Linked DNA regions of Homo sapiens: region 2 is linked to region 1. Evidence: chromatin loops called from intact Hi-C (ENCODE). Cell type or tissue: mammary epithelial cell. All regions are shown on one strand. Links, peaks and the distances in the headings refer to the core of each region. The heading gives the core; the rest is flanking DNA. Region 1 overlaps KANK1 (KN motif and ankyrin repeat domains 1). Region 2 overlaps KANK1 (KN motif and ankyrin repeat domains 1).

Region 1 (15,929 bases), core at 7,162-11,161:
CACTCAACTCGGGTGTGGCATTGTGACTTGCTTTAACCAATGAAGTGGTAGCAGAAATACCATGTCTCACTTCCAGGAAGAAGTTTTAAGGGCTAGTGTGGAACTTTGCCTTGCTTTCTTTCCTTCCTCTGCTATAAAGAACAGCAGCGACATAAGCAGAGGCTGCTCCATCACAGGTTGAGGTCAACACTGAACACAGCTGCAGCTGACAAATAATGGACGTGTAGCATATGAGTAAAAAAATCAGTGTGTGTTGTTGAAAGCCACTGAGATTTGGGGTCTTGCAGAATAATTACTATCTTGATTGATAATGAGTGGCTTAGAAAGGACACTTAGTAAAGCCAAGCCTGGATGGAAGGATAGAGGATATAAAGTATTCAGAAATTCCAGTGGTGAAATTTGGTAGGTATCAAGTGAATATAAATGAAATATTTCTTTGATTTATATGTGTAAAGACAGCAGCTTTTAGCTTAAATGACAGCTTGGAGAAGTGACAAAATAGAGGTTTCGTAAATTAAAGATCTGGCTATGCAGTTTGATGGTAATTTAAGTGGTGTTCAGGATGTCCATTCTAATAATCAGCACAAGATCTACTATCTTAAATCCAAGTTGCTTCAGACACGAGTTGATACAGTATCACCTAAATGCTGAGGACTCACTGAAGTGACTGCTGAAAAGCCTTCACTTTAGTCCTCACGGTTATGTCATGCAATAAGGTAGGACCGGATAAAATTTGGAAGTCTAGTAACCCAAGCCAGTTCCTAAGTTTACCTAAACCTGAAAATTTCATCTTGTTGATTGAAACTCTTCAGCATTAAACATTTCTTTATTGAGCTTCAGTGGATGTGGTGCTCGGCTGATGCTGGGTGGGGAGGTGACACTGGTAGGACGGATACAGAAGAGTCCCTGTTGATCCTTAATATGAGAAACCTTCCTTAGGCTTTCATGCCTCAAGAGGCTTGTCTGGGCAGGCAAATGGCATCAACACAGCTGTTGAACATATGCTATCAGCTGGCACCACCTTTGGATCCTGGCATACCAAGGACCAGAAGTAGGCCAGCATTTTTCCACCTGGATTCAGCAGTTGTTTTCCCTGTTCGTTCTTTCATTCCTCATGGGTCTTTAGCTAGGTTAGGTATCACTTGGGATCTCCTCTACCACTATCTTCTGTCTTTAAATGTCAAAGAGAATATATAACATTTGTTCTTCATGTCTTGGACTTTATGGTGATCTAATATCCAGAAGCTGGTGTTAACTGGACAAATGCAAAGACCAACCAGGGAAAATAAACTGAAAGCACACCAATTAATTAAGTCTTTACCTAAAGGATATACTATGGGACTGACTCTGTGCTAGGTACCACAAGAACAAGTGGGAATCAAATTCCAGCCCTTGAGTAGCCTTTTTAGTCTATTTGATAAGAAAAAGAGAAAAGAAACAACATTATTCCCCCTCTTCTTAACTAGCATAATTTTAAAATGTGGGTACTCAAACCATCACAGGTAAGGCTTTCTCCCACCCAGTGATACTTCTGTAGAAAGAAAAAAAGAGGGAATTCTAGCAAAAAGGAAGAGCATATGATGCCAGATGGACTAAAAGAGCAAAGAATACAATTCATCAGCAAATTATGTGTCTATTAACAGTTTCAAATAAAATGCAATAAAATATATTTATAGTATGTTGGTATCAAAAAGATGATACTATGCCAGGCGCGGTAGCTCAAGACTATAATCCCAGCACTTTGGAAGGCCAATGCAGGAGGACTTGCTTGAGGCCAGGAGTTCAGGACCAGTCTGGGCAACACAGGGAGACCCTCTACAAAAAATTAAAAATTAGCTGGGTATGGTGGCGCACACCTTTGGTACCAGCTACTCGGAAGGCTGAGTAAGAGAATTGCTTGGGCCCAGGAAACGGAGGCTGCAGTGAGCCATGATTGCATCACTGCACTCCAGCCTGAGACCCTGTCTCAAAAAAAGGGCAGGGGGGGGATGGGTACCATAAAATTATATATGTACAATTTTGTACTATATTAAGAATTGTATGTAGGAGTAATCACAATCAGAATACATATATAAATATGAATGAGCAGAAGTTTAAGGTGATGGGCTGTAGTGATTTTTTAAAAATATAAAGTACATTTATATACATTTCTTTAAAAGATCATGTTCACTAAATCCACAAGGCCCACAACCTACACCAAAATCTCTAGCCCAGCAGTTTTCAACACTAGAGAGTACTGGCCCCACCCCAGGAGGCACACGGAAATGCATGGGAGTGTTACTGGGCAGTCATGTCTGAGGGGCACTTCCGGCATTTAGTGGGCAAGGGCCAGGAATGCAGAATACCCTGCCGCACACGAGACAGTCCCACACAATGAGGAACTGTCCTACTCATAACACCAGCAGCACAACTGTTAAGAGATTGCCACTAGGATAGGACCAAGATCAGTGTCAGCCAAGATATGCTGTAAAAATCCTAAAATTTAACAAAATACCATTAACTTTATGCCAGTATGATTTAAAAATAAATCTTTTTCATTTAAAAAAACTGCAGAAGTATATAATCACTCCTCAAAGATGGAAATGGGTAAAAGATCCTATTACCTGAATAGAGAAAACAATCTCATTTCCTGAGAGAGATCATATTGCTTTCATGCTAGAAACAATTTAAACAAACACTGAGGGTCGAAAAATTATCCCCATCTGCTAAACACACTTTTGTACCTTATCAATACACCATTATCTCACAGCTGGTTTGTGAACTCTTGTCAGTAACTCCTGCCCCGGACTGAAAGTTCAGAAACAAAGAAGCAAGGACAAGTGGCTGGAAACCCTGCAGCCACTGGCATGACCAAGAACTGAGCACTCTGCTGGCCGACTTGCTCCTTGTGAAAAATGGCCCTCCAGTGCCACCCAGAGATGCTTGGAGCGCTATGCACAGCGCCTTCTTCCCGGCCTCAAATAAGAGGGGAGGAGAAAAAGGAGAACTACTCTTTCCTGTAGGGCGCAGAAATGAGATCCTTTATGCTCAGTTAAATGGTCTTCCTACTTTTACCCATGTTTAGTACTTAGGACAGTCACACTCATATTTAACTTCCCAAAAGGCTGGTGACACTGCCATCTAGTGAATACAGTCTTTTTTACAACAGAAAGTCACAAAACTTAAGGGGCTCATGAACCTGTATTTTTAAAGTAAAGTTCAAGAAGTATCCTGTTTTTAATCTCATTTGAAATACTACTTAATTTACATTGAGAAGAGGAAAAAAGTTAGTAATAGAGAGTTTGCTCTCTGTGGATTCCTTTTAGGAATTAGCAAAATTTCAAAAATGAATACAACAGGAGAATGTAAACAAATTCGATTTTCCATACAGCAGGGGAGTCCAACGTTTTGGCTTCCCTGGGCCACACTAGAAGAATTGTCTTGGGCCACAAATAAAATACACTAACACTAATGATAGCTTATGAGCTTTAAAAAAATCTCATGTTTTAAGAAGTTTACAAATTTGTGTTGGGCTGCATTCAAAGCTGTCCTGGGCCACATGCAGCCTGTGGGCCATGGGTTGGACAAGCTTGTCATAAAGGACTGAAGCTCTGCTCTATCTCCAGCAACGATTGTTACAGCTGTACTTGCTATCTAGTGTGCTGTTCACAGCATGGTCCACTTGTCCCTATATGGTGACTACTTGTGCTTTTCTTGAGTTGCTAGCTTACTGAATCTTAAAGATGCTGTGAACTATGTATCTGGTCACAATTACTTCTTTGCCTTGGCTGCTAGGAAGCATGGAGCCAAATTACTGGCCTATTCTGGTCTACTTACAAGATCTTTTACAGTACATGCTACCTCTATCTTTACTCCATATTTCCTCCTCTTGATATCTTCCTTCTGTCCCAATATCTTCACCCACTCATTTAAAAATTTTATTTTGTATGCCCCTTTAATTTGGTACATATAAATAAAACACATTAGTGTTATTTGCTGTGTGTATGATGCTCCTGTTGGGATCCTCTGCATGTAACCATAGGCATATGTATGGCAAATATCACAGGCAAAGGTGATTTGTGTCTTATATGACTCTTAGGGTCTCTTACTACTTCTTGACTCCCCATTAGGAGAGCTGCTGCTGGTCTAAACTGGGGTTCGAAAGAGTGTCACAGTCAAAGGTATTGCTCACATATAACTGCTACCTTTTCCACATTCCATTCCAGTATGGCCGCCTGAGATGTCCGGCTTAAATTTCTAAGCAGCTTCTTCAGCTGAAGGGACTGCTTTTTTAATTTCTCATCCCACAAATCCTGTCTCATTGTTTCTGTACTTTGTCCCATTCCTAGATAGTTGACCTATGTATTCCAAATGATAACTTTTTTTAATATGAAACGTTTTTAACATAAAGGCTTACTAAAAGGCAGAACATAAACTGTTTTAGCAAAAGGCATAAAGATGATGACACTGAAACCCTAAAGGCTGTCTTCAAAAAAACACCGATAATGTGGGATACCTTATCACCATTTCAGCAGACATCATGTCTAAGAAACCGGGCCTACATACTGTTGAACTACATTCATTCCTGTTGAGATAATGACACCCAGTCAGAGTGCATCACTGGGACATCTTAGACTTTGTACTGAATTTCTCTTTCTTATCTCCAATAACTGGCTATTAAAAAAACACAGATTGCAAAAATCACATTCTCAGTCTTACCCAAGAGCCACAACACCTGGCTTTGTGTATTTTCTCTACAGCTGCCAAAAGCACAAAACAACAGATAGTTTCCTATTAACAAAGTGCAATTTAAGAGGCATAGGTGGCTTTGTGTGGGAGGTACTATGGGTAATATGTGTGTTCATTATGCAAATGAAAGCCAATCCTATTTTTAAATGTACTTTTATATGTACAGGCAAGGGCACATAAGAGTTAGATGGTCGGCCGGGCGCGGTGGCTCACGCCTGTAATCCCAGCACCCTGGGAGGCCGAGACTGGCGGATCACAAGGTCAGGAGATCGAGACCATCCTGGCTAACACGGTGAAACCCCATCTCTACTAAACATACAAAAAATTAGCCGGGTGTGGTGGCATGCGCCTGTAATCCCAGCTACTCAGGAGGCTGAGGCAGGAAAATCGGTTGAACCCGGGAGGCGGAGGTTGCAGTGAGCTGAGACTGCACCGCTGCACTCCAGCCTGGGCAACAGAGAAAGACTTTGTCTCCAAAAAAAAGAGTTAGATGGTCAAGGTGATGAAGATTACAAAAATATTACTGGGAAGATAAACTATCAAAAATGCCTGCAAAATAGAATGACACTGTCATTTGACAGTCAGATAATTAGTGTCAAAGGTTCTGAATTTTAGACACACTCCTATCTAATGGGATCGACATACCTATGTTATTAAGAAGTGAAGTGAAATGTAACTTCCTCAGTGGCTTGTTTGGATTCAGCTTCTGTGCAAGGAGCAGGCACTAAGACACATCTGAAAAGCATGAGAGACAGAGGACATGGGCCTTAAGGTTTTTATTCCAAGTTCAATCATTACTTGAGTCCTGTACTTTTTTCTATGTCCTACACTGAATCCTGGAGATAAGTGTAGTCATCCAAGCTTACACATTGGAAATTAAGGCATAGAGTCGGTGAGGAACTGGCCCCGTGGGCTGGGCTCTTGGTTCAGTGACAATTGTCTGTGACTTACTAAAAGATTCTTTAGTTTGCCTGTTGTTTTTAGTAGAAAGCTGTGGGCTGGACCCAATACTAACAAATGGAACTCAGGGGGCTGACAGCGACATCTCTGAAGGCCAAAAAACCTCCTCACATGTCAAGCCAACCGTCCCTTCAGGTCTTGGGGATGGAGATAGGGCTGGCAGGTGGAGTGATAAGGTAACCTAATTATAATAATGCCAGAGTAATAAAGTGAGTGACAACATAAAGGATACAGAAGATGCCTTCTGTCAGAGACAAAGAATTCAAAAACAATCAAATAAAACCACCAAACAGGAGAATACCATTTCATTCTTCTTCTACGGGACTGGGGACGATGTTAACCATTTATAAACAGCACTCTTGCGTACTGGCCTCTTTCCCTTTGCCCAGTCTCAGTTCCCAGAAAAATAACCACAAACATGATCTCTGCCTCTGGGTCTAGAAGATGAAATCAAGTCTCAAAGATACTCAGGTCACAGATGTGCAAGTCTAAAGCTGTCTCAACTAACCCTCCGAGCTTTCCAAGGCTAGCTATGCCTCCAGTTCCTGGAATGTACAATTCTTCTCTTATCTACAAGGATTCTTCAATGGCCCTTAAACCCAGGAAAGCTGGAAACTGCAGGTTGTAGCCATGTCTTGATCAGAGTCAAGGGGGCATGGACATCATTTAACATTACCTGACGCAGCAGAGGGTACTCGGTCAAACCAGCTGCTATATTAAACCAACACTGGACACCTCTATGGCTTATCCACAGAGGGAACTGTCAGGATTCTATTTCTTAAATCATGTATCTAAACCAGTACTTTATTTTTTCACCCATATAGTACACCATTATCACTTCCATATCACTCAATTCTTCAGGACTATCTTTTCTCATTATATATAACATTTGCTTAAGGTCTCATCATGGTTCACTTTGGAGAGCAGGACTGAAGTTCAGTGAGAATGTTTTTTCATCTTATATACTTCTAATATTCTAATTTATTAGGATAATTGTGTTACTTTTGTAAAGAGTTTTTGATAAACGTAAGTGTTCAACCAAATTAAAATGTATTCATACCTTTAATCTAGTTATTCCTGTGAACTTATCGCAAGGAAGTAACTTATTATGGCCTGAAGATTTCACTGCAATGATACTTAAAGTAGCAAAGAATTAGACACGATCTAAATTTTAAACATGAGAAAGTCAGTTTTATAAATTATTGTACATTAATGTAACAGTATTTATCATTATAATTGTAAAGGCTTCATAAATGAGTGGAAAGTCCTGACACCTCAAGTAAAACAAGCATTCCAAATAAAAATCAAACCACATAAATATATGTATAAGAAAGATAAAAACATTTCTATGTGAGAGTGGTACAATTCTACGTAATTTGAAATTTTAAAAATTTTCTTTAGTGAATAAATATAAAATACTTACTAGAAAGTAGCCTGAGAAAAAATAATTTTGCCATAGTTCCAAACTATGATATTAACCAAATTAAGATACTTCTCCTTTATTTAGAATTAACTTTAAAGGGAATAAAAGAAGTACCAATAGATTAAAAGGCAAAATATGTTAGCAGGATCAATGTCTATTGAGTCTATTCATTATTTTATTTTATTTATTTATTTTTTGGGACAGCGTCTCACTCTTGTCACCCAGGCTGGAGTACAGTGGAGCGATCTCAGCTCATTGCAACCTCCACCTCCTGGGGTTCAAATGATTCTCCTGTCTCAGCCCTTTGAGTAGCCGGGACTAAGGGTGCACGCCACCACACCCAGCTAATTTTTTGTATTTTTAGTAGAGATGGGGTTTCACCATGTTGGCCAGGCTGGTTTTGAACTCCTGACCTCAGGTGATCCGCCCTCCTCGGCCTCCCAAAGTGCTGGGATTACAGGCGTGAGCCACGATGCCCAGCCTATTGATTCTATTTAAAAAGGACTTGTAGCTAGCAATAAAGTTTAAGGAATTCCCAAAGAACTGTTAAGCAAATCTATTTAATTTACAAACAATAAACTTATAAAATGTTTTCTAAATTAAAATAATATAGTGGCATTATAAAAACACCACTGCAATTAGCAGTTTAATAATGTGGTAAATAATACTAGGTAAAGCCAATTGCTATTTATGGACAATCTTTTTTTTTTTCAGCCAGCTTTCTGAAGGGTTAGGGGTCAAGTCTTCTTCCCTTTGAGTTCTGAGAACATGAAGATTTTCAACGATCTTGCAGGAGTTCAAGTCCCAAAGGGTAACTGAACAAGGAAGGATATCAGCAGTGACCCCGAAAGCTAACAACAAGCGTGAGTATACGCCCATGTGTTATTTCCCATGCTTCCATCCAAGAAAATGCTCTATTGAAGCAATGTGTATGAATGCATCTATTATGCATGTCACCATGGCCTTATCCCACTCAGTCTCAACATTGGCTTAGTTCACCTCCCTTGGAAACACTCTGGACCATCAACTGGGGTGGAGGTTGTTAAGTAACTCTGTGAGTTGCCTTCATCTAGGTAGCTCTTCAGGTGTGGTTCGTCAGCCACACCCTAATAACTGACAACCTTTGTGAACAATTTTTCAATTCTGTTTATCTCCCTGACTTGATGAAAGACAGACTGACCAAATCAGTCAGTCGTGATGATGTCCTGATGATGGCATTCCTCCCGAAGTGACTAGAGAGAGAGCCCACTCTTGTAAACTTCAACTACCTTGACAGTTCCCACATGTAAATGCCCTAAAGTCAATCATCTTCATCTCACATGCTCTGAAACAATGATCTTTTCTTATAGGTAACATTGGCCAACATTAGATATAAAGAATTTTTAAAAAATGATTTCTTTTAGCTCTTTAAGAGAATACACAAATATTGATAAAGGAGAGTTGGTCTATGGTCACGTAGAATGTGCTATACAACAAATGAAACTTATTGTTATAATTCTGAAAGTTTTCACGCCTGTAATCCCAGCACTTTGGGAGGCCGAGGCGGGTGGATCATGAGGTCAGGAGATCGAGACCATCCTGGCTAACAAGGTGAAACCCCGTCTCTACTAAAAATACAAAAAATTAGCCGGGCGCGGTGGCGGGCGCCTGTAGTCCCAGCTACTCGGGAGGCTGAGGCAGGAGAATGGCGTGAACCCGGGAAGCGGAGCTTGCAGTGAGCCGAGATTGCGCCACTGCAGTCCGCAGTCCGGCCTGGGCGACAGAGCGAGACTCCGTCTCAAAAAAAAAAAAAATAATAATAATAATAATAATAATTCTGAAAGTTTTTTAGTCTTTCCTTCAAAGATTCCATGGTACTAGATAAATTATACACATACACACACACAGAGAGATGTTCACAAGGAAAAATGAACATTACAATACAACCAGGTAAAGGTACCAAGAACATGAAAGGAGGTTGCTAAGGTGCTTCCAAAAGATTGGCCTAATTTTACCACCACATCCATTTCGGCGCTTTTTTTCTTTGCCTAAAATCGTTACCACACCATATTATTTCCTCCCAGCATAGTAAGTTAGGAGAACAAGGAAATGGGAAGAAACTACAGAGGTTCTTACAGCCCTGCCAGCAAAGTTTCCTAGCACTCTGCTGCTGGGCTGGGTGAAGAGAACAAGGCTAGCCGTCCTGGACTGGGTGAGGCACATGTGCAGGTATGTGCAGCTAGTCCTGGACTTGGGCAGGAGCAGGAATCTGCACAAGAACCAACAAGCCCACAGGAGAGGTACTCAACTGAAACAGTGTTTAACAAGCATAGCCATCTCCTTTTTTTTTTTTTTTTTTTTTTTGAGATGGAGTCTTGCTGTAACGCCCAGGCTGGAGTGCAATGGCACGATCTTGGCTCACTGCAACCTCTGCTTCCCGGATTCAAGCGATTCTCCTGCCTCACCGTCCCAAATAGCTGGGACTACAGGTGTGCGTCGCCACACCAGCTAATTTTTGTATTTATAGTAGAGACGGGTTCTCACCATATTGGCCAGGCTGGTCTTGAACTTCTGACCTCAAGTGATCCACCCGCCTTGGCCTCCCAAAATGCTGGGATTACAGGCATAAGTCACTGCCCCTTGCTAACCATCTGCTTTCAAGTGGATTTTGATATGCCAAAGTTTACCTTAGTGCCACTCTGAATGACCTAACAAGCATGCAAAGGAATTGAGGAAGGTGAAAGAGAGTGACACTGTATTAATTACTAGTCTAAGACCCTGTTTTAAAGAATAACCCAAGAAAACATAAAATTAGAATTCAAGTCCCAGTCCCACAGTTTTCCGTGGGCATAAAATACTTAAAAAAATAAAAATGTGAACGGGCAACTACACTTCACTAGTTTCCTCTTAGTTTTTAAGCCAACTCAGTAGCCTGCCTTATCTCATTCTAAACCTTCTGAGAGCAGGGACTTTGTTTTTCCTTTCTGCTATTTCCACAGTAGTAAGAACAGTACCTGGCATATGGCAGGTCCATATATATTTGATGAGAGGATGAAAACATTTCAAGAGCTTACTGGTTTCAGTCCTCTCCACAAACAGATAAAAATTCTACTTTTTAAAAAGCTTTAATCTTCCTTTGTAGCTGCAACTGTCATAAGAAAGCACTGACATACTGCATCTTTTATTTTCTAAACATATATATATATGTAATATATATAAATATATAAATATATACACACACACACACACATATTTTATAGGTTTATAAAACACACACATATATTTTTTTTCTGAGACAGAGTTTTGCTGTTGTTGCCCAGACTGGAGTACAATGGCGGGATCTCAGCTCACTGCAACCTCCACCTCCTGGGTTCAAGTGATTCTCCTGTCTCAACCTCCTGAGTAGCTGAGATTACAGGCATGCACCACCACACCCGGCTAATTTTGTATTTTTAGTAGAGACGGGGTTTCACCATGTTAGTCAGGCTAGTCTCGAATTCCTGACCTCAGGTGATTTGCCCACCTCGGCCTCCCAAAGTGCTGGGATTTCAGGTGTGAGCCACCGCCCCCACCACCCCCAGCCCTTCTAAAAATATATATTTTTAAAATTTTACATATTATATAAAAATTCTATTATATATGTATGTACGTATATATGTGTGAGTGGTGTGTGTGTGTGTGTGTGTGTGTGTGTGTGTGTGTGTGTAGGAATATGTGTAATTCAATGCTATATACTGGGGGAAAGTTCTATGGTTTTTCTTCCCCTATAATTTTTCAGAAGGGAAGACATGATCATCTTAATTTGATAAAACTGACTGAATAGTAAAACCCAGAACCAGAATTTAGGGTGTGGCATAGCTTGTTTAATCACCACCTATTCTAATGGGAAGGGAGTCAGAACACAGGGCCCCCTGACAACACAGACCCGGCCTTCCCCTCAAATGCCATCTGGTGTATGGGCCAGTTAGTCCCATTACCATTTCTCTCTCCCATCTTGATCACTGCTCAACCCATAATAAAATCTGGGCACAGTGGCTCTCTGTTCATTTCCCCATAATCCAAAGCACTGAGGGAGAGCGGGCCACTGGGTGGTCTCCATCTCTATCCCCCTTCTTTCCCCTCCTCAACATCCCCAGCCTGATCATGCTTATTCTCTTTTAAAACCCAGAATTTTGCTATGGCATGGCACTCACAGCCATTCATCATTTGGGTCTCTTGCTACCTCTCCACCTGTACAGAAGAGATTACAGGAAACAATATTACACAGCTGCCTCATGTTTAACGCTCTCTTACCCCTCTACACCTTTGCCCAGGCTGATCATTCTGTCTACAGCAGGAGGACTTCACTGGTTTTTCCTCCCACGTGCTCTTAAAGACTGAGTGTACGCACTTTCTCCTCCAGGAAGCCCTTCCTGATGCTCTCTGCCTGTTTTAGATGCCCCTTCATCTGAATTCAGAGCTTAACATATGGCTAAGCAAATGCTTTACTATCTGAGAGTGATTATCTTTCCTCATGGCTAGTATTAGATTTTTTTTTTTTTTTTTTTTGAGACGGAGTCTCACTTTGTTGCCCAGGCTGGAGTGCAGTGGTTCAATCTGGGCTCACTGCAACCTCTGCCTCCCACGTTCAAGTGATTCTCCTGCCTCAGTCTCCTAAGTAGCTGGGATTACAGGCGCGTACCACCACACCCAGCTAATTTTTCTATTTTTAGTAGAGACAGGTTTCATCATGTTGGTCAGGCTGGTCTCAAACTCCTGACCATGTGATCTGCCTGCCTCGGCCTCCCAAAGAGCTGGGATTACAGGCGTGAGCCACCACTCTCAGCAGGAGGTTTCTATTAAAAACAAATGAGATGGTATTTGCAAACTGTCAGACATTGCCCAATTGCATTAGTCCATTTTCACACTGCTATAAAGAACTACCTGAGACTGAGCAATTTATGAAGAAAAAAGGTTTAATTGACTCACAGTTCTGCATGGCTGGGGAAGCCTTAGGAAACTTACTATTATCATTATTTTTTGAGAGAGTCTCACTCTGTTACACAGGCTGAAGTGCAGTGGCACAATCTTGGCTCACTGTAACCTCCATCTGTCAGGTTCAATCGATTCTCCTGCCTCAGCTTCCCGAACAGCTGAGATTACAGGTGTGCGCCACCCGCCCGGCTAATTTTTGTTTTTTCAGTAGAGACAGGTTTCGCCATGTTGGCCAGACTGGTCTTGAACTCCTGACCTCAAGTGATCTGCCCGCGTTGGTCTCTCAAAGTGCTGGGATTACAGGTGTGAGCCACTGCACCCGGCCAGGAAACTTATAATCACGGTGGAAGGCCAAGGGGAGGCAAGGACCTCTTCTTCACATGACAGCAGGAGAGACAGAGAGAGACATGGGTGCAAGGGTGAAACTGCCAAACACTTTTAAACCATTAGATCTCATGAGAACTCCCTCGCTATCAGGAGGACAGCATGGGGTAAACCATCCTCATGATCCAATCACCTCCCATCAGGTCCCTCCCTCAACACGTGGGGATTACAATTTGAGATGAGATTTGGGTAGGGACACACAGCCAAACCACATCACCAGTACAATGTCTGACACATAGTGCTCATTCAATAAATGGTCATTATTAGAATCATCATTATTGTTTACCACGTCTCCAGGAAAGAGACAAATTTAAGGACCAGAATAATCAGAACAATAACGTATTTGGTACTTTGAATATCAGCTGTAACATTAATCTTAGACACTAATTTATTATGAACTGGTACCCCAACTTTTTGCTGAAATCACTGACACTCCATTCTCCTCCCCAAACATAAAGTGAATGAAAAAACAAAGACAAAGAAACCAAGCATGGTAAGGCCAAAATAATTTTACTTTTTTTTTTTTTTTTTTGAGACAGAGTCTTGCTCTGTCACCCAAGCTGGAATACAGTGACGTGATCTTGGCTCACTGCAACCTCTGCCTCCCGGGTTCAAGTGATTCTCCTGCCTCAGCCTCCAGAGTAGCTGGGACTATGGCGCACACCACCACACCCAGCTAATTTTTGTATTTTTAGTAGAGACGGGGTGGGTTTCGCCACATTGGCCAGACTGGTCTCGGACTCCAGACCTCAGGTGATCCGCCCGCCTCGACCTCCCAAAGTCCTGGGATTACAGGTGTAAAGCCACCATGCCTGGCCTACATTTTTTAGAAGAGAAAAATTCAAACGAGTATATTAATTAATGATAGAATCTAAGTAAAATATTTTGCTGTTCTAGAACTAGGGAAAGGTAAGGAAAAAGATGATTTTAGAGTTAAGGAACTGTTAAGAGTAAGAATTACTGAATGTCAATGTGATGTCTCTCTGCATAACTAGGTCTAAAGGCACCAAGAATATGACTTACATTACTAACCTTTACATTAGATGGAAGACACACAAACTGCTCTTAGTGAATTCTTCTGGCTGAGTTATCATACTATGATTAGCTATCAAAGCTACTTCAAGTTCTTATTGCTGCAAAGATAATTTACACATTCAGGGTCAAAGTCAGCCAGCCACGTTTCTGAACTGAAAACAATTCAATACTAGGCTTTATCTGCCAGTTGAGATTTGTGCCACACTCTGACACATTTAACATCATCTCCAAATTAATGTGCCCCAGGGATGGGATGAGTAGGGAAATTTCTTACACAATGCCACGGTCCAGAGGAAAAACATCCTTGAAAAAGATTCATCTTTCAAATCCTGATATAAATCTACTCTTAGATCTATATTCCAAAAGAGAATAAGAGACTCTTTCCCCATATGTAAGAAACAGGTGGTAAGGCCCACAAATGAGCTCTGAAGTAGAACAAAACGCTAAGGAAGATAATTATCACTGTGGATAAATATGATTTGTAACTATGATAACCCCATCAGCCACACGTGGAATGTGCCTTGACTGCATGTTTGGTTTTCACAGAAATAGCTCTTCAAGAGTTGAGATGTAATAGCAAAAATATGAAAAATTACAAAGGAGTCATGCTGGAATCTCATCTAAACAAGATCTATTTTGCAAGAACTAAAAGCGCAGTCAAAAGAAGTTATACTGAATCATCAAGGAGAACAGGCTTTCAATCTAAAATATTTTGTCAATGTCCTCTGACCGTAAAGACTTCACACATAAAATTATAAGGACAAAAATAACTTATCAAAAGTTTATGCAAAAAGAGTTACTTTATTATAGGATGATGAATCTGTAGTTACACATTGTAAATCCAGGTATTTACCTCTATAACTAACCAAAAGATATTCTCATTAAAATATGGAATGGGGGCCGGGTGCAACAGCTCACACCTATAATCCCAGCACTTTGGGAGGCTGAGGCAGGCGGATCATGAGGTCAAGAGATTGAGACCATCCTGGCCAACATGGTGAAACCACATCTCTACTAAAAATACAAAAATTAGCTGGGCATGGTGGTGCATGCCTGTAGTCCCAGCTACTTGGGAGGCTGAGGCAGGAGAGTCGCTTGAACCCAGGAGCGGGAGGTTGCAGTGAGCCAAGACCACACCACTGCACACCAGCCTGGCAACAGAGCGAGACTCCGTCTCAAAAAATAAAATAAAATAAAATAAATAAAAATGGAATGGGCTAAAAATGAGAGTCAGAAACTCAGGAATAGTTATTGAAGGAATGTCAAAAATGTCTGGATGCTAATGCTATCCTATCAATGTAAAAGTATTTTTCCACAAAAAGTTAATCTATTCCATTGATAAAGAACCTATTTTTCTACAGGGTATGTGCATTGATTTTAACAACTCAACATTAAGTGATCAAAATGACTTTACATCAAAGTGACTGACTACCTAGAAGTGTTAAAAACGAGTTTCAGACCTGGTACAACCATGTTCACAGGAAAGAGCTCACCATAAAACTCATGGAAGACAAAAAGCCACCCCAGTTGCAATGTGCACGTCTGGTACTCAGATATTGGTTTCTAAACACCATTGTCCAGTAAAAGGACCCAGGCTCCTTAGGGAAGTGACTGATTCCAAAAGTAGGGCAAGGAAAATACAAGATTAGCCTAGAGCATCAGGGGATGCCATAATGTGAGGAAGTACTTGAAAAAAGATGGAAGCATGTCAAAAGGACATCAGAGTCAGCCTGAAGGAGCTCCCAGTGGCCAAAGCTAGAATAATTTGAAGAAGAAAATAATGATGATAATATTGGGTTATAACCCACAGAATGAAGTAACTGTCCATGATGAGTCCACACGAATAGCACTAGCAATAAGGGAAACTGACATCAAGTAACCAGTTATGAGGCAATAAAAAAGATACATCATTGCTTTTGTGGTCTTCTTTCAAAACAAAAAAAAGCATAACTTAAAGGTAAACACTAGGAAACATCAGACAGCCCCAAATCTAGTCATTCCACAAAATAACTAACCAGAAATAACTGACAGGGAATGACAAGGAACTGTCACAAACTGTGGGAGTTTAAAGAGTCAGAACTACTCAATACAATGTGGATCTTGGATTGGATCATGGAACATAAAGAAAGGATAGCGGAAAACTGGATAGAATGCTAGTAAGGTCTGTTGTTTAGCTGGAAGTATTAGACCAATTTAGATTCCCAATTTTGATAATTATATTAACGATAGTTCAATATGGTTATGTAAGATAACAACATTAGGAGAAACTGAGTGAAGGGTATGGGAGCCCCGTACTACCTTTGCAACATTTCTCTAAATCTAACATTATTTCAAAATAAAAAGTTTTTAAAGACTGATGGAAGAGGAAAGCAACTGTGGTTACTCTTACTCCTCACTTCCATCTGGCTTTCTTTTCTTTGGGCATTTTACAAAAGGATCTCCCTCC
Region 2 (15,929 bases), core at 7,038-11,037, 52 kb after region 1:
GCAGTAACTAGTCAGGGAGTTGAATGGGTGGGAAAGATCTTAACAGGAATAGATGTTCTCCAGCTCTCTGATTAATTTAAATTGCTGAAAGTTTACCTGACATGCCTAGTGGTCTTCAAAATATATAGGTATGGATTTGCAAAGGAAGAAAAGGGGATTTTTCTGTTTCTAAAGTCACACTTTGGTCTCTCTTCTCTACCCACTGACATTTGTCTAATGGTGAAAGCAGTCACCATTCCAGCCTCACCAGGCTCCTTCTCAGTGAAGCCGCCCTGCACACACTCTTTGTTACCTGAACAGCCATGTCTGTGCCAAGTGTCTTCATTTCCCACTTCATGCAGTCACCTGTGTGGACCAGAGTGGGCTTCCCAAGAGAAGCCAAAAACAACACTGTATGTCAATGAGACTCACATGAGTTGACCTGGAATGATAAGGTGAACTGAGTCAATTAGATGCTGACTCTCAAGAATATGAATTAAGAAGCACAGAGAATAAGCAGTTAACAGTAAGGGCATCTCCTGAAAGAGTGTTAGGAGGTGGAAGAGCGGCTGCAAAGAGCCAGAGCTGAGCGCATGCTCAGATTATGAGAACACCAAAAGTAGGCATGGGCAGAAATAGGTATAGCTTTTAATATTAATATAAAGCCATCATGGTTATCAATACATGCTAAAACATTACTTTTCATCTCTCAACATTGCAACTATGTATGTTTCATATTAGCATAAAACAATCTGAACATATATCCTCAATAGAGATATGTACACGTATATAATTTATAACTAGGTGTCTACGTTGAGGACACATGTTCAGATTGTTTTGTATGTATAAGGGTGTCTGGTGAGAAAAAGTTTTACAACTTCTACTTTGCTACAGAAAGTGCATTCTGGCCGGGCACGGTGGCTCCCTCCTGTAATCCCAGCACTTTGGGAGGCTGAGGCGGGCGGAGTCATGAGGTCAGGAGGTCAAGACCATCCTGGCTAACACAGTGAAACCCCGTCTCTACTAAAAAACACAAAAAAATTAGCCGGGCGTGGTGGCGGGCGTCTGTAATCCCAGCTACTGAGGAGGCTGAGGCAGGAGAATGGCGTGAACCCGGGAGGCGGAGCTTGCAGTGAGCCGAGATTGCGCCACCGCACTCCAGCCTGGGCGACAGAGCAAGACTCTGTCTCAAAAAAAAAAAAAAAGAAAGAAAGTGCACATTCTATGACACTAGGAGACAGACGCGAGAAGTTAACACAGCTGCCAAAGACTAAGTAAGACAAAGATCCTGTCTTCTAGAGGTTCACAGGCCATAATGTGTTACAGGGAAGAAAGAAAAAAAGCACCAGTGATTTTTATTGGGTTTCCAACAAATATTTGTGTAGAACCTATGTGTGCCCTGTGCTAGTCTAGGTATTTTATATCACTTTCTAGTGACACAGTCACCACAGATCAAATAAACTATCCGGGCTGAACTGAATTTGCTGCGTCAGTGGTCCCTAAACATTTCTGAACCATAGAGCAATTTTGAGATTCTGATTAAAAAGAAGAGAAACCTCTCCCTAGGAAAGCACGCATAACTACAATTCTGGACTCAATTTCACTGACACTTCTGACCTCACACCCAAGGATAAGAAACGAATGGGTCTACTGCCTATTTGAAAATATAGACACACACATACATATCTACAAAATCATGTGATCCTACACTGAAGGATTGTTTCAACAATGCAAAGTACTTATGAGGCTTATTAATAGCCTTATATTTTCAGTTAACAACATATTACTAGTGGCAATGAGAGAAGTCCCACCACAAATAAAACAGCATGTTTATTCTCAAGTACAATGCATTGAACTGACACAGACTATCACTCCAGTTACACAATGGCTGTTCAGAGTTCTCAGTTAATGGAATATTCACAGTTTAAGACCAAACACAATGCACAAAGAACAGAAAAATAGACAAAGTTGCCGTATTAGGGATAGCAACATTAGCTTCCTGGCAACAGAGACTCTGGGGAGGGCTACACATAAAATTATTTTCTATTAAGGGTCAGTAAGTAAAAAAAAAAAAAAAGTCTGACAAAATATTTCATTCATTTGCTCGAAGTGATTTTACACAATAGAGCTACAGAACACAGGCTTGGTTCCATCTTTCCTCTTAAATAACCAAAAAAGAGTACTTGATCTAATCTCTTTCATGTAATTAGAAATCACCTGAAAAATGCAGAATCTGGCTGTGAGAGTGATTTGAGAATTGATGGATCTGCTTCCCTGCTTGTAAGAATGAATAGCAGTACTTACTCCACAAAGATGAGAAGCACACATTTTCATGGGTGCCTCTCTAATGTGTTAATAAAACAATGAAATGCTAATTTCATTTTTTTCATTCAACAAATATTTAGTGAATTGCAACTATGAGCCAAACATCAAGGCAAAATCAAGCAAAATCAGACCCAACTTCTGCCGTGATGAAGTTCACTAGCTCTTTCATCCATTAGAAAGCTTTAAATTGGAAATCTCCACTAGCATCGGTTGTCTAACTTGACAACTAATATTTGTAAAGCATTTTACAGGTTAGAAAGTACTATCCAATATATCATCTCAGGAAATCCTCACTGTAACTCTCTGACTTGTATTGGTAATTCATCTCCTATGCAGGTTAAGAAACTACAGCTCAGAGAGGCCCAGTGGCTTACTCAAGCAGTGAAGCTGGAATCCCCTTTGCTGATAATCTCAGTGCACTACACCATCTCACTGCAGCTGAGCTTTAGGTCATGAGGATAAAACACGTGCAAAATCACTTTGAGCTCTTTACTGGGAACATGATCTAGAGCAGCTTTTTGTCCGTTCCCATCTTCCCCAGAAGCAGTTGTTACCCAGCTCTGGCAGGGTGTAGAAAATGCAATTTACTTGGGCCGGGCGCGGTGGCTCACGCCTGTAATCCCAGCACTTTGGGAGGCCGAGGCGGGTGGATCATGAGGTCAGGAGATCGAGACCATCCTGGCTAACAAGGTGAAACCCCGTCTCTACTAAAAATACAAAAAATTAGCCGGGCGCGGTGGCGGGCGCCTGTAGTCCCAGCTATTCGGGAGGCTGAGGCAGGAGAATGGCGTGAACCCGGGAAGCGGAGCTTGCAGTGAGCCGAGATTGCGCCACTGCAGTCCGCAGTCCGGCCTGGGCGACAGAGCGAGACTCCGTCTCAAAAAAAAAAAAAAAAAAAAAGAAAATGCAATTTACTTACTTGGAAAACCCCAACTTACCTAAGTTATAAAATGGTTAATCTGCTGAAAGATTCCTTTACTATTTCTATCATACATGCAACCTAACAGCATTGCGTTGTTGCCTGCCATGAGCCTCTCTTCCTTGGTCAATTTCTACAGTGCTTTCTGAATACAGAAAACGTCTGCAGTATTTTCTCTGTTACAGACTCTTGACAGTTTTCTTTAACAGTGTGACTTACATAGTAAGACTGAAATGTGAAAGTTCTAGATGAAACAGTCATCTGGTCCTACACTAAAACTTTCATGCATTTTTTAAGGAGCCTTAGATCACTGTCCAACATTCAACCCACTGCCAAAATCCTATGACAACATCTCTAATTTGGGGTAATCTGACTTCTTTAACACATGCGGTTCCTATTACTGGTAAGAAGCAGTTTGGCAATAAGTATTCAAAAGCCATAAGTAAATAGTACCAATGCTGACTCAGCTGTCCTGCTGCTAAGAATTTGTCCTAAGGAAACAACTCAACAAATGCACAGTGATGAGTGTATTTGAGATATCTTCATTGTAGAGTTGTTGTTTATACTAAGAAATTGGAAATGACCAAAGTAACTGTCAGGGATGGTTTTAATAAATAAGAGTGCACTCATACAGAGAGATGCTATGTAGCCATTAAAAATCATATGAACATATCAAATAGTTACATAAGATATACATGCTCTATCAAGTGAAAAAAGTGATTACTAAATAGTATATGATATCCATTTTATGTGTGTTTACAAAGCAAAAATTCTTAATTGATTGAAATAGAAAAACATATCCTTCTTATGTCTACCCATAAATTCCAATCCTGCCCCCCTGAAGTTGAGAATTAACTTTGCTCTCCTTTCCACCCCGATAGCCTTTCAACTATTCCTGGTAGGGCATAGTTTCTAGTCCATTTATTTCCCTGGCTTACCCTCTTAAAATGTAGAACTTGTTTGAAAACAAGCCCTCGGAGGTAGCCTAACGAAGTCAGAAAACAACGGGATGATTATCTCCTTAATTCTGAGTACTGTGCCATTAAAGCTGCCAGAGAAGGCCACCCATATCAAATGGTTGGCTGAAACCTTCAATCTTTTTAACAAGAGCTGCTACTGATCCAGGTCTCCCATTCTATAAACATGCAACTTTCCCCCGACTCTAGGAAGCTGCATTCAGTAGAGCTTAATTGTGTATTTGTTCATGTTGATTGCCTTCAACTTTTTGCAGCCTTTTTTTTTTTCTATCCTGATGTCTGACATCCAGTTGGTTAGCTTCCCTCCCAACAATGGGATAGACACAAATTTGATCCACCTTTCTTGATCAAAGACCACTCTTCTCAAACTAGAATATCATGACATTGGGAAAGGGCTACTCAAACATTTTATCTGGTGATAATTTAAAGTATTTTAAAACAAACATGGGCATGTTAAAAATACAAAGTGAATGCATCTTTATGTGAAAACATGAGTCTTCAAAGACATTTCGCTCCTGGCTGTGCCTCTAAAGTCTCCCTACATCCTGCCCACAATCCAACCTTCAATTCCTGTACCCTCAACCCTCTAAACCCTCCAAAATAAAGTATAAACTTTCCTCTTCCTTAATAGTTCCCTGATGGAAAAGTTAGAATAGCACTGGCAAGGCAGTGAATTGCACAAAGTCAACAGTTAATCAACCTGCAACACATTCATCTATCTTATTACAATCAAGCCCATGCTTTTCCAACTTATCCATAAAAAATCCTAAGAACTTAATGAAACATGTAGTTTTTTTATTCTGATATCCTCTAACAACAACATTACCCAAATTCTCTCTCCAATAAGTATCTGATTTATACAGGAAATGAGGTTAATTCAAGAAAGGCTTGTTCTTGAGAAACCCATGCTGACTTAACCACACTGCTTTCCCAGGTAACCACAAACTATCCCTTCTTCTCCCCATTTATTCCATTAGAGGATTATTCCATATCTGCTGTTTAAAAGGCACTGAACTAGGGTCTACAATAGAAAACATGGAGTCAGATGGAAACTTCTCTTCTAAGACGAAGAAGGATGACACGTAACTACAATACAAATAACTATAATACATGGTAAAAATGCTTAAGAAAGTTCCAGAAACAGGGAAGCACTAGCCAGCAGAAGGAAGAGTATGTGAAGAACAGAGTATGTGTGAAGGGGCATAACAAAGATAAGACTGGGGCACATGGTAGAGAGCCACAACCATATTTAATCCGAGAAAACTCAAATCTTGTTAGGAAATCACCTGAAAGCCTTCTGGGTCACATTTAGAAAAATCTCTCATTCCCTATGTCAGAAAATGTACATGTTTTTCATTTCTGAAAAATATCTGTTTGTCTTTTCCGTCTTTTTCACCCTTCTCCCGTCTTGAAAGATTGTCAACAGAAGTCTACAAATCAGAAATTATTATGCACTTACATTTTACAATTTAGAGGTTTAAGGTTTATACAGCATTTTCAAGCAGATTGCCTCTGCAAGACTTTTTTAAGTGTCCCAAGATATAATGAAACCAGGCCTGGACACTCAAACTCAATTTCAAGTACCACATATTCAGTCACCACCCTCAGCCTAAGCATCCATCACTTTTACCTACTTTTTTTTTTTAACCTCTCCAATAAAAAAGTCATCATCCTTCAAGTTTTCTAAGCTTGGAAAAAATGAAAATCACAAGTGAATGACAGTGTTGACTGTACAATTAAAACCTTCAATGCACAAAAATATTAAATGGATGATCTCTGCAAAAACCTCTGCAAGAAATTATAAATGGCAACTACCATTAACTTTTAGTTTAGAATAAATCTATAAAACCAAAAGAACAGACTAGACAACTCACAAGAAGGTGACAAATCTTTGGGAAAAACACTCAATGCCTATCAAGCTCCCCCAAAAAGGCTCATTTAAAATACAGATCACAGTTGTTAATTAAGAAATAAAGATGAAAAAATACAGTACATCCTTATTATTCACGGATTCCACATTTGCAAATTCATCTACTAAAACTTATTTATAACCCCAAGACTAATGCTCATGGTCATTTGCGCACAGGTGGAGAGAACCAAAATTTTTTTTTCTTTTTTTATTAAGGAACGCTTCACGAATTTGTGTCATCCTTGCACAGGGGCCATACTAATCTTCTCCGTATCATTCCAATTTTAGTATATGTGCCACTGAAGCAAGTACACACCAAAATATTTGAGTCACTCCACATACATGTACCCAGCTGAAGCCAAAAAACCAGCCTACACTCTTTGTTCTAGCCCTTATACTATTAACAAATGTCCCTTTTGTGGCTAGTTTTTAGGGCTTTTTTTTTTCATTTTTGTGGGTTTCTTGGTGATTTTGCTGTTTAAAATGAGCCCCAAACATCATGCCTTAGTGTCGTCTAATGTTCTTAATCACAACAAGGCCATGATGTGCCTTAGGAAGAAGAGACGCATTGGCTAAGCTTCATTTAGGCATGAGATACAGTGCTCTTCGCCATGAGGTCAATGTTAATGAATCAACAATGTATATTAAACAAGGTATCTTTAAACAGAAACACATGCAAAACAAGGCTATGTATTGATCGGTTGACAGCTGACAAAATCGTTATAACCAGAGGCTCACAGGAATCTAACTCTGTATTGTTCCCCTAGGAGCAATGGCTCAGTATTCACTAATTATGTCCACAGCGACTTTATAGAACATAACTGCCACAAATAATAACAGTGGGGTGTTCTTCCAAATTATCCTCTATTTCCCCTATTTCCTGCAGTGAGCAGTTTGCTATCTCTGGATATCCTATTTATATAACAGAACAGCTCCAAGTCATAGGTCTAGACTTCTTTGCTATGCTCCTCCTTAATGCCCTTCCAAAATTTTCCTCTAGCCTTTTCAAAGGTGCCTGCCCATTCTACACTGGTTTTTTCCACCTCCTCTCACAGCATCTGACTAATCCGATCTTCACTCCTGGGTTCCTTGACATTCCTACCATTGTTCGTATAGGTTTGTTTGTTTGTTTTTTGAGAGAGTCTTGCTCTGTCACCCAGGATGGAATGCAGTGGCGCGATCATAGCTCACTGTAGCCTCAACCACCCAGGCTCAAACAATCCTTCTACCTCAGCCGCCCAAGTCGCTGAGACCACAGGCGTGTGCCACCATGCCCAGCTAATTTAATTAAACCAGCCCAGGCTGGCCTCAAACTTCTGGGCTCACACAGTCCTCCCACCTCAGCCTCCCAAAGTGCTGGGATTACAGGTGTCAGCCACCACACCTGGCCGTACAGGTCCTTTTACAAAACAGATTTCCTTAGTTCTTGGGGCCTCAGTTAAGTTCTTGGGCTGCCTTCTCCTGTTCTTCCTCACCCAAGGATTAGTACTTTCGTGATCTGTCTTCTACATTACTATCTGTGGCCATGAGATCATATGTACATTTTTGACTAACAGTTTGGCTATTTTTCAATAGCCCCCTACCAAGAATTCCCTGCCTTAAACTCCAGGATGATATGGACATTTTTCCCCATTGTCACTTAAAGTTCATTTAGAAACATCTGGTAGGATCCTGAACCTCCACATTCATTTTTGTTCTAAATTTTTAAACCTTCTATCATGAAAAACTTCAAATATACACAAAAGAGAATACTATATTGAATACAATGCACCCATCACTAAGCTTCAACAATGATACATATTTTGCCAGCCTTTTTAATATATTCCCTCTTTTTCTGTTTTATATTTGCTGGAATCTTAAAGCAAAACCAAAACAATATATCTTTTCACTTATAAGAACATCAGTGTGCATTTATAACTAATGAATAAATTTTTTTTTTTTTTTTTTTTCCTTTTGAGACATGGTCTTGCTCTGTCACACAGGCTGAAGTGCACTGGCGCAATTTCATCTCACTGCAGGCTCAACCTCTCAGGCTCATGTGATCCTCCTGCCTTGGCCTCTCAAAGTACTAGGATTGCAGGCATGAGCCACTACACTCGCCCAGAAATTTGTTTTTAGAGTAACTACCATGCCATTAACAAACCTAACAAAATTAACAATTTCTTATCTTCAAGAACTCAATTCATATTCAAATTTTTATCATCTCAAAGCTGGTTTGTTCAAACAGGAGTCCAAAGTCCCCATACTGCATGTCATTACTGAGACCATACTGGGACTAAGGCAGGGAGGAATGAGCCCTAAGTGAGTCTGTAACAAGCGAGAAAGCAGCTCATTCAACTAAAAGAATTAAATTGGAGGTCTGGCCCAAGAAAGTGGAAAAATAAACAAAGAAAACTAAAACTATTCAGGAACATCATGAAGCAGGGCAAGAGCTAGAGAGAAAAGTACCAAAGGGGCTAGCAATTTGAGTAAGGAGAGTAACTGGACAAATGACAGAATTATCTTAATGGAACAAGGACTTTAGCTTTAAAAATCTCACTTTGGATCAATGAAGTAATGAGAAACAGTTACTAAAAAGCAAAACCGCATAGTCATTGTATCTAATTCCTCAAATTTTAGTTTCATAAGCACCTTTGTACATCATAGCACTTTAATAATTATAAGTTTAAAATGATCATGGCTAACTCCATGAGACTAAGATCTGGATCTGGCTGACTCCAGAGACTAAGACTCACCACGTAGTCAGAGGAGAGCACAACTCAGAAACCAAGGTTCCCTAAGTCTTCCCTGGGAATCACTAAACTCACATTGAACTTCTAACTGCATCAGATACAGACACATACAGAGAAAAGTTTTATATAAGCAATGCATGCTCGTTAATTAAAAAAAGAAAATTAACCAAGATAAATTCTAATACTTCTCACTTTTTGAGGTTTATTATCAGAAATAGCTCTAAAATTTCTCCTCCTCTTTAAAATAAGATTTTTTAAAATGCTTCTGTATTCAGTTACAATTCTTTGGGTATTTTCCCCCCAAGGTAGAGCCAAAACAGACTGTAGAGAAAGAAGAAATAAGAACTACAACTTAGTACCCCACCAACAACTTTGCAGCAGTATTTTATAGTATGATTAAAAAGTCATTTTAAGTATAACTCTGAAAATGTTTAATGATTACTTTAAATGTGAGCACTGATGTTTGTCTACACAAGTTAATGATGTTATTATAACATCATGAAGGTTAAAAGTTGTTTGTTTTTATTTAAACAGAAGGGGTTGTCGGCATCTTTATCACCACTAAAGGTAGTTTTAGCATTTCAAAGGGATTTTTTCCTAATTGTATTTTGAGAAACACATTTCTAAAAACACGTATGTACTAGGAACTCACAGATCTTGTCAAATTGAATATTTCATATTCCAGTACAAGTCTGGACACATCAAATCTAAAGGAATTTCTTAAGGCTTAGTAAACCAACCTCTGTGATTTCATCTCCAGCCAAATGGGAATCTTACGCTTTTACAGTTATTTCAGCTAATTCTCAGTCACTGCAAGAAGACAAACGCAGCAAAGGTTGGATGCTGAAACATTCCAGAAAAAGGATAATCCCCATCATATACAAACTATAGTATTTTACCTAATTGGTATCTGAATCCTGATTTATGTTCACTCATTTGATTTATTTAATTTAGCAGTATAGTGACTATGCCATATACATAGCAGACTGAGTGGAAGAGTTTATCATCACAAAGCTGACACTGCACAGTTTGCACATCTAAGTCACGTGCCATCATGTACATGGTGTGGAAGGTAGGGGAGGCAGGTGTCCCCACTGTCTTCCCAATAGTGGTGATGGCTCCATAGAGTCATCGTATCACCCTTGACTCTTCAGGACTTCAGATCGCCATCCTGCTTTGGATTACTGACGTGGTATAAGACTAGGAAATGGCTTTCTCAGGGATTAGCTACTGGCCAGCTCATTTCACGAGCACTTATTACTATCCAGGGGTTCTACTGTCTTATGACTTATTAGTTGTTCTCAAAGTGTGGTCGCTAGGCCAGCAGCAGAAACATTACCTGGTATGCAGGTTAATTTCACGTGCCAACTTGACTGGGCAAACGGATGCCCAGGCAGCCGGTAAAACATTACTTCTGGGTGTGCCAAGAAGAGATCAGCATTTGAATTAGTAGACTTCACTAACTCTCTTCCTGTTTGCCCTGAGAATACTTGCCCATGGTGCTTGCAGCTGCAGTGTTTACCCCAAGATAACCTTGCCACGAAAGATCTCGTTTTTTAAATTTTCACATCGTTCTAGTATATCGACTTTGGAAACAAAAGACATCATCCTATTTATAGGATTCTGTTTTTAGTAGTGGCATTTCCATTTACAAAATATAGTAATTCTCAATTGCTGAAAATGTCAAATCCTAGAAAACATAGCATTCCTATGAGTGATGTTAACATCGTTCTCTAACAGTTGATGGAAGATTCATTTGATGAATCCGATTTTTCTGAAATAGATGATTCTGATAATTCAGATGGTTGTGATGTTAGTTCTGTTTAGAAATAATATTTTCTATTTTATTTTCACACTGAAAATCAGTCCGATTTGCTTTAGCCTCCAACAGCCTGTTTATGTAAAATTAAATAAGCACTGGCCACAAACCGCACTTTTTTTCTAAGTGGGAAAAGGGTTAAGACCGCCAACATGGATGCTCATCAGTGTGGATGGGTGTCATCCAATCAGTGAGGGCCAGAATAGAACAAAAAGGGAGAGGAAAGGCAAATACTTGCTCTCTGCTTGAGCTGGAACTTCTATCTTTTCCTGCCCTCAGACATCAGCGCACCTGGTTCTTGGATCTTCAGACTCAGATGGAGATGGAAACTTACGCCAGGTGCTCCCAGGTTCTCAGCCCTCAGACTCAGACTGAATTACACCAATGGCCTTCTTGTTCTCTAGTTTGCAGATGGCAGATCTTGAGACTTCTTGGGGAACATCCTGGGACTTCCTGGCCTTCGTAATCACATGAGCCAATTCCTATAATGAATCTCCTTCCTAATATACCTATGCTGTCTCTTTGGAGAACCCTCATACAGCTGGTAACTTGTCAAAAATGTACATTTGTACGCCAGTCCCAGAACTCCTGAATCAGAAGGTCTGGGGTTGGAGCCCAGCTATCTGTGTTTTAACATAATGCTCCAGAGGACCCAAATGCACGCTAAAGTTTGAGAACCACTGCTATAAATTATATTTTTTTAAATGAGCATTCATTCAGATTTCCATTATATTTGGGTTTAATTTCCATTAAACCTATTAAGTACAGGTTATTTTCTAATATTTCTTAGTATAGATTTTGTAATATTCCTATAAAAGTAAATTCGTATAGAGGGAAGCTTTGAATTTACCAAAGTTCAGTAGAAGAGGGTGACTAATATGAAACTGAACAATTGGCTTATATTTTTCTCATACTTCATCTCTGGAACAAAATCCTTACAACAGTTTATAAGGAAACGCTTCATTACATTGCTCACATTTACTTCATCCCCTGTGTTACACAGGTTCTTGGCATTTGAGGTGACTTCTGATAATTGCCTAAAATGAACCAGAACTACAGGGTGCGGAAGATCAAGGACCCTGAGAAGATATGAAGCTGAGGACTCAGCTTGATCACTTTCCACCTGCGTGCTCTTAGAAAACTCAGCCACTTTAAGCCTCAGTTTCCCCAAATGTTTAATAAAAATCACAGTATACCCCTCATCATAGGGAGAAAATCAAAGGTGTTTAAAGCTGATTGCCTGGCACAAAGTAGCCCTCAATGCTCCACAGTAATTTTATCATTATTAGCTAAGATAATTATTTCATTTTAAATACTTCTGAACACACTTAAGTCCCTGGAAGGTAGAGGTTGTAAACAACTAAATTGCTTTTCATTGCAACCACCTGATAAATGATTTTTTTAAATAAAGGTGACAAAATTACAATTGCATTCTTTTTGAGACAGGGTCTCGCTGTCTGTCACCCAGGCTGGAGTGCAGTAACACAATCATGGCTCACTGCAGCCTCAACCTCCTAGGCTCAAGCGATCCTGCCACCTCAGCCTCCCAAGTAGCTGGGATTACAGGTGTGTGCCACCAGGCCTGGATAATTTTCTAATTTTTTTGTAGAGAAGGGGTCTCGCTATGTTGCCCAGGCTGGTCTCAAACTCCTGGGCTCAAGCTATCCTCTTGCCTTGGCTTCCCAAAGTCCTAGGATTACAGGCGTGAGCCACTGCGGCCAGCCACAATCATGTTCATTTCTAACAAAGGATCACATGGTAGAAAAATAGCTCATTCTGCAAATAAAAGCAGTGTATGCAATACCTAACCACAAGCACCCTGATCAAGAGAAAACATTTCAAAATATTTTCTTTAAAGATCCCTAAATTGTCACAGGGAAAAAGGCCAAGGCATAGTACAGACTTGAGCAGATTAGTCAAGAATGTGATTTGATGAATTAAAGAAATTACATTTTGGCAGGGCTGAAGCAGAAGGCAGGCAAAATTCCAAGTTTCTTCTGGTTCATTCAAATGAGCAGTTCCCTTCCTTTGTGCAGCTAATAACGTCATATTAAAACATATTATATTTAAAAGGTCAAAAAGCCATGTGAAAAGAAAAAGTCACTTAAGAATCTTCTAGACATGTGCCAGGTTGACATGAACACCATTATCAAATATTGTTTAACAACTGCTGAGGAGATGAGGGTGTGCGGCCTTCATAAAAATGAGTTTGAGTCTTGGCTTGGGCAATCACCGGCTAACTGACCTTAGTTAGGCAGGTCCTTGGAACCTCCTAATTGGTCTTCTTGCTTCTACTTTCGTCTTCTTCCTGTTCATTCTCCCACAGTAATCACACAAGCAGGCCAGAGCTCCCTTTCTACCTCAGGGTGTCTGCATATGCTATTTCCGCTTTTCCCCCTCAGAGCACCCGCTGCCAATCTTCACACAGACAATTCGATCAGTCCTTCAGGTCTTAAGTCACTTCTCAAGAATGCCGTACTTGCCTAGGCTAGATTAGATCCTACTGTTACATGCTCCCTTTATTTTTGTTTTTTTGAGACAGGGTCTCACTTACCCAGGCTGGAATACAGTGGTGCGATCATAGCTCGTTGCAGCCTTGACCTTCTGAGCTCAAGTGATCCTCCCAACTCAGCCTCCTGAGTAGCTGGGACCACAGGTGCACATCAACACACCCAGCTAATTTTTGATTTTTTTTTTTTTTTGTAGAAACAAGGTCTTACTATGTTGCCCAGGGTGGTCTCCAACTCCTGGGCTCAAGCAATCCTCCTGCCTTGGCCTCTCAAAGTGCTGGGATTACAGGTGTGAGACACTGCACCTGGCCCCTTATTTTGTAACTCTTATCACCATTATAACAACACCGATGGTATCTTTTTAATGTCGTCAGTCTGCCCTACTAAACTGCAAGCTGTGTGGAGGCAAGAACCATGTCTGTTCACTGCTGTATTTCTAGCACCAAGTGGAGCGTCTGGAGCACAGGTGAGAGTAACCATTATAAACGGTCCTCACCATTGTCCCAGCCATCCAGAATAACCAGCTAACTTCACAGAGTTAAGAGGTAAACACTTTCAGATCAGTTGGGTTCACAGATGTGCAATATTGTCAGATGAAAAGTAAATTCAACATCTTCCTGGTTTCCAAAGGCAGAATCAAGAAAAACCTGAAAAACAACTGCGGACCCTCTGAATTTAAACTGACAGCTAACTTCAGATTCAAAATTTGGGAATCACGCCTATAAAACCAAGCAAACTAGTAGATTGACTCTGGTATGAAACACCATCATGGGTAACAGCCCTGCCTCCCATCTACTCAATCTGGACAAAAAGAGGGAAACAGGCAAATGTGTGTGTCTTCTGCTTGCCCTTATTCTTCATCTTTCCACTTTTATTGTAACTGCGAAAAGCCCCAGGCAACAGAGGGGGAGAGCTGCCTGAGCTTCTTATGACAATCTGGTTATACTGAGCCACACATGTTGTATTAACCATGAATTGACACCCCAACCCACATCATGTTCCTCATTCATTCCCATCCATTTTCCATCTTGGCTTTCCTCCCTGACCCATCTCTTTTTCTGCTTTCCTTTACTTTCTACCACTCAACTTCTCTCAAGATGTGAGGCACAAAGATACAGCAGAAAGAGGGCTGGATTTAAAGACTCCTGGAGCCTTTTCCTGGAGAAACTGCTAAAACATATCACAGGAAATTATTCTGGAGTCTGGGAAAAAGAAGACTTTAATAAAGTATAGACAGTTCGGAGAAAGAATGGAAAAAGAAATAGGATGAAATGAAATTGTTAGGAAGAAAAGATGCCTGGGCCTTACGCTCATAATTAACCTTGTAACTCCCACACCGCCAAACATCTACAGTGAAGAGCTTGTGTATCTTCTTAGGCTGCTGGCCACTACCTTGCACGTGAGAGAATTTAATCCAACAAAGAAGAACAAATCACTTTCTGACAATGGTGTAATGTTTTTGTTTTATTAGAGACAGGGTCTCCCTCTGTTGCTGAGGCTGGAGTGCAGTGGCGCGATAACTCATTGCGGCCTCAAACTCCTGACCTCAACCAATCCTCCCACCTCAGCTTCCCAAATTGCTGGGATTATAGCTGTGAGCCACGCCACCTGGCGTGGTGTTTTGATAAGATACCTTATCTGTTCTTGCTGTTTAGCTCAAAGAAATATACTGTTCGAGATCTGCAATCAGGCTTCATGTACGGATGCAGGGAAAAAGGAGTGGCTAGGCACTGTATTATTAAATAAGAAGGAGGTTTTTTTGGTAATAAACACCCTATAACGGCTTTCATAAAACCCAGTTAAGATTGGAGCTTTAGAATTACCAATATCCAAAACAATACTTAAAATTACAGTATCCCTGGGGGGAGGGGAGGCGGTTGGGGTGGGGGAACCTACCACAGACTGTCTGCTTATTTATCCCACCTGCAATGTGATTGCTTGCAAACAGGTAACTCGTGATTCTGAATAATTATCCTGCATCCAACCCAGTGGTGTTGCGACTGCTGACATTCCTCACGAGAAAGCAAGTCCTTGCTTTGAAAGGTGTCAGTTATGTGGAAAGGACCAAAACCCACCTCAGTGTCCCCAGTGTTAATTCTCCTTTGTATATTACCCTAGGGAACTTTCTGACCACTGCCCCCTCAACCCAGGACTTTGTGCGTGCCACCCCCCAACCTCCATTAAGGTTCATTTTACCCTCTGGAAGCTAGAGGGAAATGAAAGCAGTCCCAGGAAGAACCGGGCTTATTTCCTCCACACAGACAATAACCGCCACCTGCGTGAGGATTTACGCACCAAACCGTCCCCTCACCCCGCTTCATAGTTCCTATGTCATACAGTCACAGCCACTCATACCTCAGAGGACGAGGAGGAGAAAGGACAAAGGGGCCAGGTGGCTTGGGCAGAGGGAGGAAAAGGTGGCTTCTCTTTCACACTCCCACAATACAGCTATTGCCGGTGGAAGCCAGGCTGCTCCCCATCTCGGGCTGTGTTGAGACAGCTGTTGGAGCCAGAATAGGAAAAGGAAGGAAAAAACTGTCCTCCCTAAGGACTGCTAGTTTTTTATTTTGAAGGAAGGAAAACTGCTTAACATGAACGGGACCCCGTCTTGAAGCACTGTGGAGCTTTCATCTATCAGTTTAGTTCTATCCTGCCATGAACCAATCCTTGGCAATTCTCACTAGCAAGCTGGAGAGCCTGAACATGAACGAAGTCAGCCATAGGAGGAGGCCATTGTTGACTCTTTCCCAAAGGGCACA

What was found. Hi-C counts contacts between places; a loop is a spot of excess contacts. Peaks named below come from ENCODE experiments on the same cell type or tissue, not always from the same donor. Only the 100,000 strongest peaks of a DNase experiment are listed, where the experiment ranks them.
Region 2: a loop joins it to region 1, with 4 times the contacts of the local background. A loop is called at or near these places in 5 of 110 quality-filtered maps.

What each region holds. Positions count from the first base shown.
Region 1 is chr9:601,010-616,938 of GRCh38, reverse strand. All of the region lies in intron 1 of KANK1 (KN motif and ankyrin repeat domains 1), which reads right to left. Among named protein-coding and RNA genes, the nearest start is that of KANK1-AS1, 77 kb to the left of the region's middle. In mammary epithelial cell, for the core only: no CTCF peak of the experiment used is centred there; a DNase peak (open chromatin) is centred at 9,338; H3K27ac peaks cover 1,847 bases.
Region 2 is chr9:549,318-565,246 of GRCh38, reverse strand. All of the region lies in intron 1 of KANK1 (KN motif and ankyrin repeat domains 1), which reads right to left. It also overlaps the pseudogene RNU6-1327P. Among named protein-coding and RNA genes, the nearest start is that of KANK1, 53 kb to the right of the region's middle. RefSeq lists an enhancer at 6,893-7,444. In mammary epithelial cell, for the core only: no CTCF peak of the experiment used is centred there; DNase peaks (open chromatin) are centred at 7,246 and 8,856; H3K27ac peaks cover 2,361 bases.